2 separate regions of the Homo sapiens genome follow, and region 2 is linked to region 1. Evidence: chromatin contacts called from ENCODE Hi-C or POLR2A ChIA-PET data. All regions are on one chromosome and are shown on one strand. The core of a region is the stretch at or near the end of the contact, and the rest is flanking DNA. Distances in the headings are between cores, read along the strand shown.

Region 1 (5,327 bases), core at 36-2,535:
ATTTCAGAAGTAGTTACATATTATTTATTTAGAAAAAAACTTTTCATAAACTGCAAATATGGTCAAGGATTCAACCACAGAAATAACTAAATAAGTTATAATCACTATTAATGCACAGAAGACTTTTGAAAATTGAGAATGGGGAGTTTTTTACTTTGTCTTACTTTCATATTAAAATGTTCTTTGATAGTAAAGAGTGGAGAAATACACTAAGTTTAACTGACTTTTCATTCAGAGAAAAGTAATGAAATAAATATTTAAATAATGCCTTAGTAAAGCCTTCTGCAAACTTGGTGTGAGAAAATATTTAATAATATTTTATACCACAGAATAAAGATAATAAAATGTTTAGTAAAAAAAAAATCTATGCAGTAAAGTTTTTGCACAACTTTGCATATCATAAGGACTAAGAAATGTTTCAATTCAACAAAGTAATAAGAAAATAGAACTAAAATAGAGATATAATTCTATCTTACTTAATAAAGGGAAAAAATGGTTTTACTTACCTATACGAACTTCCATGACGAAAACTTTGCCCACAAATACTACAAAGGTGAGGCTTTTCTCCACTGTGGATTCTCAAATGTTCTTTCAAAGTAGTTCTGCATTAAAATATATAGATTCGAGATTTTTTAAATGCCTATATATAGTAAATAGATTTCTGGAAAACTTACTAGAAAGGTATTCAAGCTAACTGATATTATGGCAATTCTCTCCTCTTTCTTACAATAATTTTGTTCTTTTCTATTCTCACTAGTATACAAACATGCTTGTTATAGCTCTCTCTCCTTAAAAACAAAAAATACTTCGGCCTCATTTGCCATTGGTTTGCTCAGAGATTTAATTACACAACTTAAGCAGACTTTCAAGAAGTATAATTTTAAAATGCTCATTATGACACTGAATTAAGTTGATGTGAATTTTGATAGAGAGGGTTTAATAATATTTAAGTAATCCAGTTTATCAGTACTATTTCTTCCAAATATGTGCTTAGTATTTATTGAAAAAATGTTTTAAAGCAAAGAAAATGTTGTAGTATTTCTAACTTCCAGGTGCTGATGTGAAAAAGGAACCTATATACAGAATGTAATTATTGCTATTCCTAAGTCTTCCAGCCCCACTGGCCCTGGATGGGCTACTATGAAACCATTACTCCTCAAAGTACATCACTAGCAATTCCTACAGTTCTAACCTTCAGAGCTTCCCCACATATCTAAAGTGCTGAGTAATAATGAACAAAGTTATTTTAAGGGGAAATAAAGTGAAAGGGAAATATGACTGACCTCTGCAGGCTTTTAGCTATCACTACTACAGTCATGTACTGCATAATGACATTTCAATCAATGACAGACCACATAAACAATGCTGTCCCATAAGATTACAACGGAGCTACACAATTCCTATAACCTAGTGGCATCATAGCACAATACATTACTCACATGTTTGTGGTGATGCTGTTGTAGACAAACATACTACATTGCCAACTGTATATAGGCATAGCACATACAATTGTGTCCAGTACATAATTATTGATAATGATAAGCGACTATGTTACTGGTATGTATTTACTATACTTTTTATCATGATTTAGAGTGTACTTCTTCTACTTATTAAAAAAAAAAGAAAACTAACTGTAAAACAGCCTCAGCCAAGTCCTTCTAGAGGTATTCTCTAAGAAGGCATGGTTACCATAGGACATGACAGCTCTATGCATGTACTGTCCCTGAAGACCTTCCAGTGGGACAAGATGTGCAGGTGGAAGACAGTGATATTGATGATCCTGACCCTGTGTAGGCCTAGGCTAATGTTTGTGTTTGTGTCTTTTGTTTTTAACCAAAAAAAAGTTTAAAAAGTAAAACATAAAAAATTTAAAAATATAAAAAAGCTTATAGAAAATAAAATATCTTTATGCAGCTGTACAATGTGTGTTTTAAGCTAAGTGTTACTTTAAATGAGTAAGAAGGTTGAAAAAATCAAAAGTTTATAAAATAAAAATGTTACAGTAAGCTGCTGTTCATTTGAGGGAAAAAATTTTAATACATTTAGTGAAACCTAAATGTACAGTGTTTATAAAGTCTACATTAGTGTACACTAATGTCCGCGGCCTTCACATTCACTCACCACTCACTCACTGACTCCCCTAGAGAAACTTCTAGTCCTGCAAGCTCTACTCATGATCGGTAACCTACACAAACACATATATTCTTTTTTATATTTTATACCATTTTTACAGTTCTTTTTCCATGCTTAAGTATGTTTAAATATATCAACACTTACCACTGTGTTACAATTATCTACAGTATTCACTACAGTAACATGCTATACAGGTTTGTAGCCTGGGAGCAATGGGCTGGCTAAACCACATAGCCTACATGTGTAGTAGGCTATACCATCTAGGTTTGCATAAGTACACTCTATATTTGTGTGATGACAAAACTGCTTAACAATGCATTTCTCCGAACATAGCACTATCATTAAGCGGCGCATGACTGTACTTGGTTTGTATTTCAATCCCATACCTAGTAAGTTTAAAGGATGAATCTGAAATAAAAGTAGAGTTTTGCCAGTAGATGGTGCTCTTCTACAAGGCCCACCAATATGACAGTCTGTAGATAACACCCAGCTTTGTGGAAAATATCTCTAAAGATATTCCCAGATCCCTACCTGTTAAATAGTTATAGTAAAAGATGGAAAGGTTATCTTTGGGATTCTTGTTTTGCCTTGATCCATCTGTTTTATAGCTTCCAAACCTGTGTCATTCATGTTACATTTCTGTTCTCCCTATCTTTGTAGCTTATTCTTTTTAAAAAACAAACAAAAACCCTTAATCTAGTTTTAGTGGGGTTTCAGAAAGACATAAAATATGTACATTAAATCATCCATCTAAAACCTGCAAATCTTGAATCCATGTCATCTTCCATAACATTTGTGTAATTCCTTTTTTCCTTATATTTCAAACTAAAGCACAATTCATGCATTTTGTGTCTTATGTTACCCTAATTCCTATAAATCATATTGATTGATTATTTCTACATAATAGTACTAGGATTTTTGTGGGTGTGCAGATAATTCTTCACCTTTCTCGTACTGATTTTCCACAGATAAAGCAAGTCCATTTTCTCTTTCCACCATGAGTACATTCTATATGACGTTTCAAATTTCCAGTGTCGTTAAACTGGCGACCACATATATCACATGGAAAAGGACCTAAAAAGGAAAAAAAAAAAGTGTGCATTTAAAGTTTAAAGAGGAGATACTAAGTTAAATTTAATAGGTATGCTGTAAGTTCATGCCTATCCTATTGGTGCATATGTCATAATACACTGCAATTTCTCTTCTAGGTTATTTATTCCTAGAATAACATTTCCATATCCCTATAACCAAGTATAGGGCTCAGCATCTAACAAACAGAATGAATGCTGAACAAACTAATGAGTTAACAAATTGAAATGGCCAATTCCTGGTTTGAAATCAGACTGGAACAAAGTAGAAATGGCTGCATACTAAAGTTTTTGGGAAAGCGGGTAATAAAAAACTTTGGAAGAATGAATGGAGGACTTAAGAGAGTTTATAGTTTGGAAATATTTCTATTTGGTGATACAAAATTAAGCCCAGGCCTCTCATAGTAACACTGACATTAGTTGGATACTGAATTTCACTATGATTTTACCAAATAAAAAACTGGAGACAAGACAGTGTTCTACTGACTGACAAAATATAAGAAAGACAAAGAATGCGTAAAAAAGAAGTTTAGTAAATACAGCTCAAAGAAGCTATATATTAGCAAGAAGATGTCTCAGTATATGGAAGGACAAACTGAAGAAAGAATTCTAATGAATTAATCATAATAGCACAATGGAAAGAAAATAGAATTAAGATGCTGAAATTCAGAAACGTAACTATAAGCAAAATTGCTTGGTAGCCACAGTAGCTCTGGGTAAATTTCAATGTGTTTTACACATTAGAAATGAGAGATGACCTCAAAATGTACATTGTATTAAGTATCTTTAATGGATTCTCATTTAAAACCTCTAATATTTCATTTTTCATGGGATCTAAATATTTTACTCATTTATTAACTCATTCAACAAGTATTTATTTATTCTTAATTCACATCAAGCACTGTGTTAAGTATTATGAAAAATCTCTCCACCTCCTCTGAACCAAAAAAAGGCTCTAAGAAATTGAGAAAACGAAAGTCAGTACTTACATAGCTGAAAAAAAAAGGTGAAGTAAATACACGTGCCAAAATAAGGTTATTATGCAAAATGTGTGGTTAGTCAAAGAATGAAATATCTACTAGTAAAACTTTTTATAAAATATGACTATCTGTATAGCTGGCGGCTTCAGCTGGGCAAAGGAAGAAATGAAGCATTCTCTTTAATGTTCAGTTACTTATCAGGATTCTTCAAAGAAAATAACAACTGCATTTTTTTCCTATACTGGATATCCAGTTTTGCATGCAGCTAAACCTATTTTAAACAACCTCCTGGGCTCAAGCAATCCTTCCACTTCAGCCTCCCCTCTTTTATTTATTTATTTTTTCTATATAGACAGTATCTCACTAGGTTGCCCAGGCTGGTCTCAAACTCCTGGGCTCAAGTGATCCTCCCACCTGTCTCCCAAAGTGCTGAGATTACAGACGTGAGTCACCATGCCTGGCCAAGTTCTGACTTTTAAAAGCCAAACTACAACTTTTGCACATATATATTCATATATATTAAAAATTCTTCTCCTTTAACTGTTCAGATTGCATTAAATACATATCTTTCCCTCTGATTTAACAGAATATATATTCCTAATGTAGACAGTATGAGTATTGCTTTGAATAATCTAAAGCAGTCATTATCAAAATGTGATATCTAGACCATTTGCACCAGCACTACCTGGGAACTTGTGCAAATTGCAAACTGTACAAGTTCCAAATGCAAATACAAATTTGGGGCCATACGCCAGACCTATCTGAGTCAGACACTCTGGGAAATCCGTTTTAATAAGGTCTCCAGGTGCTTGTGATATATACCAAACTGCATGAAGCACTTATCTGAAGTGTACAGTGATTCAAGGGAACAGAAACATAGAGACGGAATGCAAAAGAAGCTCTCTCTATATATATATAATATTGCTTTGAGTATTTTATATATGCATGTATACATATATGTATACATATGTACACACACACAAATACAGAAAATACTTATAACAATACTCTATTTGGTTTATTAATAATAGTGGCCCAAAATGCAAAGCTACTATGTCACAAACCATATTTCTCAAAGGTCTTGGAAAGACTGAAAACTATAATACTAGAAATGACAATACATTCA
Region 2 (5,445 bases), core at 2,943-5,442, 43 kb after region 1:
AATTGATGTTGTGTCAGGAAGTACTCTGCTACTGGCAAGAACTTTTTAAATTCTAGTTGGGTTATACAAAGCAACCTTGAGAGAGTAATTTGAGATTGAAGGGTACCGGGTGATTGCTAGAACTCATTTATATAATTAGTGAAGAAAGTGCCTTTTTAGAGATTCTCATATATGAGTATGGATTTATGGTGACTCAGTGCCAGTCATGTAAAGTATATATTTTTAAATTTTCCTGGACCAAATAAAACAAGATTTTTAGCCTCATTTTGGCCCATAGGCCCTATTGATGACCTCTATTCTGGTGTTTCACTTGAGTGGAATAAATGTGGAGGTCAATGAAGTTGGATCCATAACCCCAAGAGAAAAGGATGTTGTGTGGGCTGTGTACGTGTAAAAGTCCCTTGACTGTGGATGATACAAGGTTTGTGGATGGCAGGGAATAGGAGAGCAGGACATGATACAGGCAGACACATGGGCTTCAAAGGAGCTAATTTATTTTTACATTAATTTGAAGGGATAATGGACTGGAAGTAGTACTGGAGAACAAAGAGAGGAGGGATGTGTAGTAGGAAACACCTATTTGAGCAGCTGCAGGAAAAACAATATCCTCAGGGAATAACAAGTTTTAAGTTAAGGCTAGAAGTTGGAAGGAGTATTTAGTGAAGAAGTTAAGAGTTAGGAAAACAGATTTATCATAGCAGCAAGCCCAGTGGAAAGGCTTGATGGGGAGAGGAGGACAGGGTTGTTGAGGCATAGACAGTAAGAGGACTAAAGCTCATGTAGCTAACAAGTACTATGGGAGCCCAAGTGAATTGAAAGTGCTGGTAGGTTTGTCATGGCCACTGAAAAGGCTCATAATGTGTTTAAAAATAAGCATAAGACATGAGTATGACAAAATTGGCCACAAGAAAAAGAAATTGTCATTGATGAGAATTCAACCTTGGATAATGTTTTTAAAAATCTGACTCATAATTTTATTTGAAACTGGAACCTCAAATACATAAAGGTTTATCAAATGCTTACTATGTCCTGAATTCTGTGGTAACTAGTTTAGTCTAGCAACACTTTTAATCTTCACAAAATCCTATGAAATAGATAATCCACCACTTACTGTTTTGTTTCTTTCACTTGATTTTTGTGCCTTATTTTCTTCACTTGAAAAATAGGGCTGATAGTAATAGTATGTACATCACAGAGGATTAAAAGAGACAATCCATGAGACACTGTCTAGTGCCAGGTCCATAAAGCTTACCTATTATTACCATTACTACTTCTTATACGACTGCTAATATAATGACTATTGTTCTTGCCATTTCACAGATGAGGCTAAGAGAGATTGAGAAACTTGTCCAAAGTCATGTCGCACAGCGAATACGCAGAGGAGTAAGATTTCAAATGCAAATATCCTCACATTACTCCTCTTAGCTTTGCTGAAGCATTTGAATGGCTTCCATTTGGTTTTAAGATACACACCAAAATTCTCAACAAAACTTGTATGATCTAAACTGCACTTACCTCTAAGTTTTATACTATGTTTCCCTCTCTCTGTGCTCCAGCCACAATGATCTTCTTTTACTTCCTGTAAGTCAGGTTGCTTGTTCTCTCCTCATAAACGGTTGTGTAGTACTATCTCTGTGTCAGTGGCACTCACTGTCTTACATATTTTCATCCTTCCATGAGAAGAGTTCATCTTTTCTTTAGGGAAGCTTTTGCTAACTTCTCTGACTAGGATAATGACCCAGTCACATGTTTTCCTGAAACTGCATACCTCTTCTTGGTAACACTTAACATAGCTATAATTTTTTTTGTGTGTTTTTCTGATTAGTACATTTCCTCCAGTAGACACAAGTCATCCTCTTTCTTTATTCTCCTTTGTGGGTCTGACCTACTATTTAACATGGAGAGGCTGAAAGAAAAAAAATTAACTAAAATTGATTGCAAAAAAGAAAAGGAATAAAAGGAACACAGTAAAGTGTTAAATAATAAAACAAATTGGATAAAGAGTTTAGGAAATGAAGTATTTTTAAAAGAGATGAATAAAAAGTAAGAACTAAGTAAAATAATGTAAAAAGATGTATAAACAAGTAAATAATGAACTTAGAAGAAGTAAAATAAAATGTGGACCAGCAACATAAAAACATTGGATTAGGCATTCAAGACAGGTGAGAACAAACCGTCCCTGACAGCTGAATACCTAGGCCCTGGTTTCAGACAGGGACTTCTGAGATGAGACAAGATCCAAGGAGATGGGAGCAGGGAGGGTGTCAGACCATGGGCTACAAGAGCTTTAGGGAGCAAAGGTAACTATTGCGTTTGCTTTCTTTTGAGAAGTTTTAGGTTGTTTTGTCAATGACAGCTAATGTTTGGCAAAGTGGTAACACAGGAAGAAAAATGTATTTCTTAGCATAATTATTGATATGGTTTGGATTTGTGTTCTTGCCCAAATCTCATGTCGAATTGGAGGAGGGGCCTGGTGAGAGGTGATTAGATCATGGGGGTGAATTTCCCCCTTGCTGTTCTGGTGATAGTGAGCTGATCATTTAAAAGTGTTTGGCACCTTCCCCCACCTCTTTTCCTGCTCTGCCATGTAAGACGTGCTTGCTTCACCTTTGCCTTACAATGTGATTGTAAGTTTCCTGAGGCTTCCCACTCATGCTTCCTGTACAGCCTGTGGAACTGTGAGTCAATTAAACCTCTTTTCTTCATAAATTACCCAGTCTCAGGTAGTTCTGTATAGCAGTGTGAGAACAGACTAATACAATTCTCTATAAGGAAGAGATCTACATGTCTTCTAACGGGCAGGCTAAACATAAAAAGGTAGTCACAGACTACGATACTTGTGTTTTGCCTGGGGTGCATAAGGTGTGTAAAGTGAAGGATAGAGTATAATTAGGAAAATAGAAGAGATTTTTAGAGGCCATGTTGGGTAGAGAGAAGAAAGCCAATGAGGAATAAAGCCAACTTCTAGCAGAAATGACAGTTAAGAAAAGGGCCTCAGTTTTAGGTGATAACTGCCTGATAGTATGCCACTGATTCATAAGAAACGGGAAGATAAAACAAGGGGTGAGCAAAGATTTTGGTGGGAAAGATTTGATAACTATAGAATTAGTGTAGAATATTGTAGGATGAGTTCAGTTTTAGAGTCAAGACCCTCTGTGTTCAAACCATACCTCATCACATTCTGTTAGTATTAGCTTTTATGCTCCTCAGACTGGAGTGAAAAATGGAGAGATGTGCTCAGTGTTTCAGTTCTTTCTGAAAAATAATTTTACTAGCAGTCATAAACATTTTTTACACTGACAAAAAGCACATATATTTTGAAGTAGGATGAAACATTTGCCTGACGAATTTAAAAAATAAAGACATTTCTCACTGATTAGTAGTAGCTGTGGGATATGCCTTCATATTTCTTGCAGCCCATATTCAATTTCCTTTGTCATTAAGAGGACTTTAGTTAAAAAAAAATAATAAAGAGGCTGTATGAACCTGTTTTGAATCACTATAAAATTGGGGTTGGGTGGTGGTGGAATGACTTTGTATATCTAACCACCTAGCCCTGATCCTGACATATGCTCAGTGACTGAAAGTACTATTTTCCTTGCCCTGCTCCTCCTCTCTTCCATTTATGACAAGAATAGGTGATGCTTCAATTTTTATTTAACCATTTTTTTAAATTCCTCTTCCAATATTGGGCAACTACAGATCTTTCCAACCAAAATCTTTGCTCACAGGAATATCTATAAAATATTTCTATATCAAATATATAGTGGAGGATATTCTTTTAGAAAATATTCAATATATACAGGTATAATTTTATTTTTTACTTTTTTTAAAAAATATATTCCTTTAGGCGATGAAAGGACAAGCCCCAGGAGTCAGGATGAGTCCTAATGCCGTCACCCAGTCACACCGCAGTGCTTGCCTGTGTCCTGCCGGCCCGCTCCTTGTTGCCCTGCACTGCGCGGCCGCAGCGGCACCATGATTGTGTTTGCCGTGCTCCTGTCGTTGGTGGCGGGTGTTTGAGGGAACGAGTTTAGTTCTTGGTCTGTTATTTTCAGAAATGGAAATTGGCCTATACCGGGAGAGTGAATCCCAGACGTGGCTGCATTGTCCATGGCCTTCTCTGTGAAGGAAAACCTTTCTTGGCCAGGACTTGCAGTAGGTGACCTATTTCATCGTCCTCGGGCTACCGTCATGGTGATGGTGAAGGGAGTGGACAAACTGGCTCTACCACCAGGCAGTGTCATTTCATACCCTTTGGAGAATGCAGTTCCGTTTGGTCTTGGCAGTGTTGCAAATTCCATTCGCTCTTTATTTTCTGACGAAACTCCTGTTGTTTTGCAGTTGGCTCCTAGTGAGGAAAGAGTGTATTTGGTAGGGAAGGCAAACTCAGTGTTTGAAGACCTTTCAGTCACCTTAGGACAGCTCCATAATTACTTGTTTCAGGAAAACTCCATTCTCAGTTCATTTCCCCTGAATTCTCTGAGTAGGAACAATGGAGTTGACTTGCTCTTTCTTTCTGAACTCCAAGTGCTACATGATATTTCAAGCTTGGTGTCTTGTCATAAGCATCTAGCCAAGGATCATTCTCCTGATTTATATTCACTGGAGCTGGCAGGTTTGGATGAAATTGGGAAGCATTACAGGGAAGACTCTGAACAATTCATAGTTGCTTCTAAAATCCTGTTGACGCTCTGCAAGAGTTTGCAGATAACATGTACAATCTTTACAGTGGGAATGCAGTGGTAGAGTTAGTCACTATTAAGTCATTTGACACCTCCCTTATGAGGAAGACAAGGACTATCTTTGAGGCAAAATAAGTGAAGAACCCAGCAAGTCCCTATAACCTTGCGTATAATTTTGAATATTCAGTGATTTTCAACATGATACTTTGGATAATGATTGCCTTGGCCCTGGCTGTGATTATCACTTCTTACAATATTTGGAACATGGATCCTGGATATGATAGCATCATTTATAGGATTACAAACCAGAAGATTCGAATAGATTGAATATTCCTTGTGCCAGAATTAGAAAAGGGGTTTGGAAATTGGCTGTTTTGTTAAAATATATCATACATTGTGGTTTAAAGTAGATAGCATACTTTAAATTTATTAAAACCTCACATTTCTTCTCTATTTTGTGTGTGCCTATGGTTTTTTTTAGAGTGAATTACAGTATTGATGTGAATCAAACTGTACAGTGTAGATTCCATAATATACTGAAATATATCATAGCCATTTAATAACACGATTTCATTCCCTTTAATGAGTTTGGAAATATGCACTGAAAGAAATTAAAACATTTAGAATAGCTTGTGTTATTTATTATGGAAAAATGCACTGAATTTATTAGAGAAACTTATGAATGTTTAACTTCTTTACACAGCATAGGTGAAAATCATATTTGGACTGTTGTATACTATGAACAATTTGTAAATGTCTT

Evidence for each region. Hi-C counts contacts between places; a loop is a spot of excess contacts on that map. ChIA-PET counts read pairs that join two places held with the same protein, here RNA polymerase II (POLR2A). Pooled maps may share reads with other maps.
Region 2: a map of PC-9 shows a loop between it and region 1 (6-fold over the local background). The contact joins two enhancer-like sites. A Hi-C loop is called at or near these places in 7 of 168 maps with a recorded cell type or tissue (CD8-positive, alpha-beta T cell, Caco-2, Calu3 and 4 more) and 6 of 50 pooled maps. POLR2A ChIA-PET finds 5 or more read pairs at or near these places in 2 of 52 experiments (A673 and activated CD4-positive, alpha-beta T cell).

The regions. Positions count from the first base shown.
Region 1 is chr1:197,177,911-197,183,237 of GRCh38, forward strand. It overlaps ZBTB41 (zinc finger and BTB domain containing 41), which reads right to left. Exons shown (of 11, transcript NM_194314.3): 6 at 3,078-3,207; 7 at 507-602. Among named protein-coding and RNA genes, the nearest start is that of ZBTB41, 21 kb to the right of the region's middle. Within about 2 kb of position 1,286, at least 2 of the 41 ENCODE cell types and tissues checked have a DNase peak (open chromatin) inside an H3K27ac peak, as active enhancers do; they include PC-9, where a contact is called at or near this core.
Region 2 is chr1:197,218,244-197,223,688 of GRCh38, forward strand. It overlaps a transcript of CRB1 not described here and the pseudogene LOC127011. Among named protein-coding and RNA genes, the nearest start is that of ZBTB41, 20 kb to the left of the region's middle. Within about 2 kb of position 4,193, at least 2 of the 41 ENCODE cell types and tissues checked have a DNase peak (open chromatin) inside an H3K27ac peak, as active enhancers do; they include PC-9, where a contact is called at or near this core.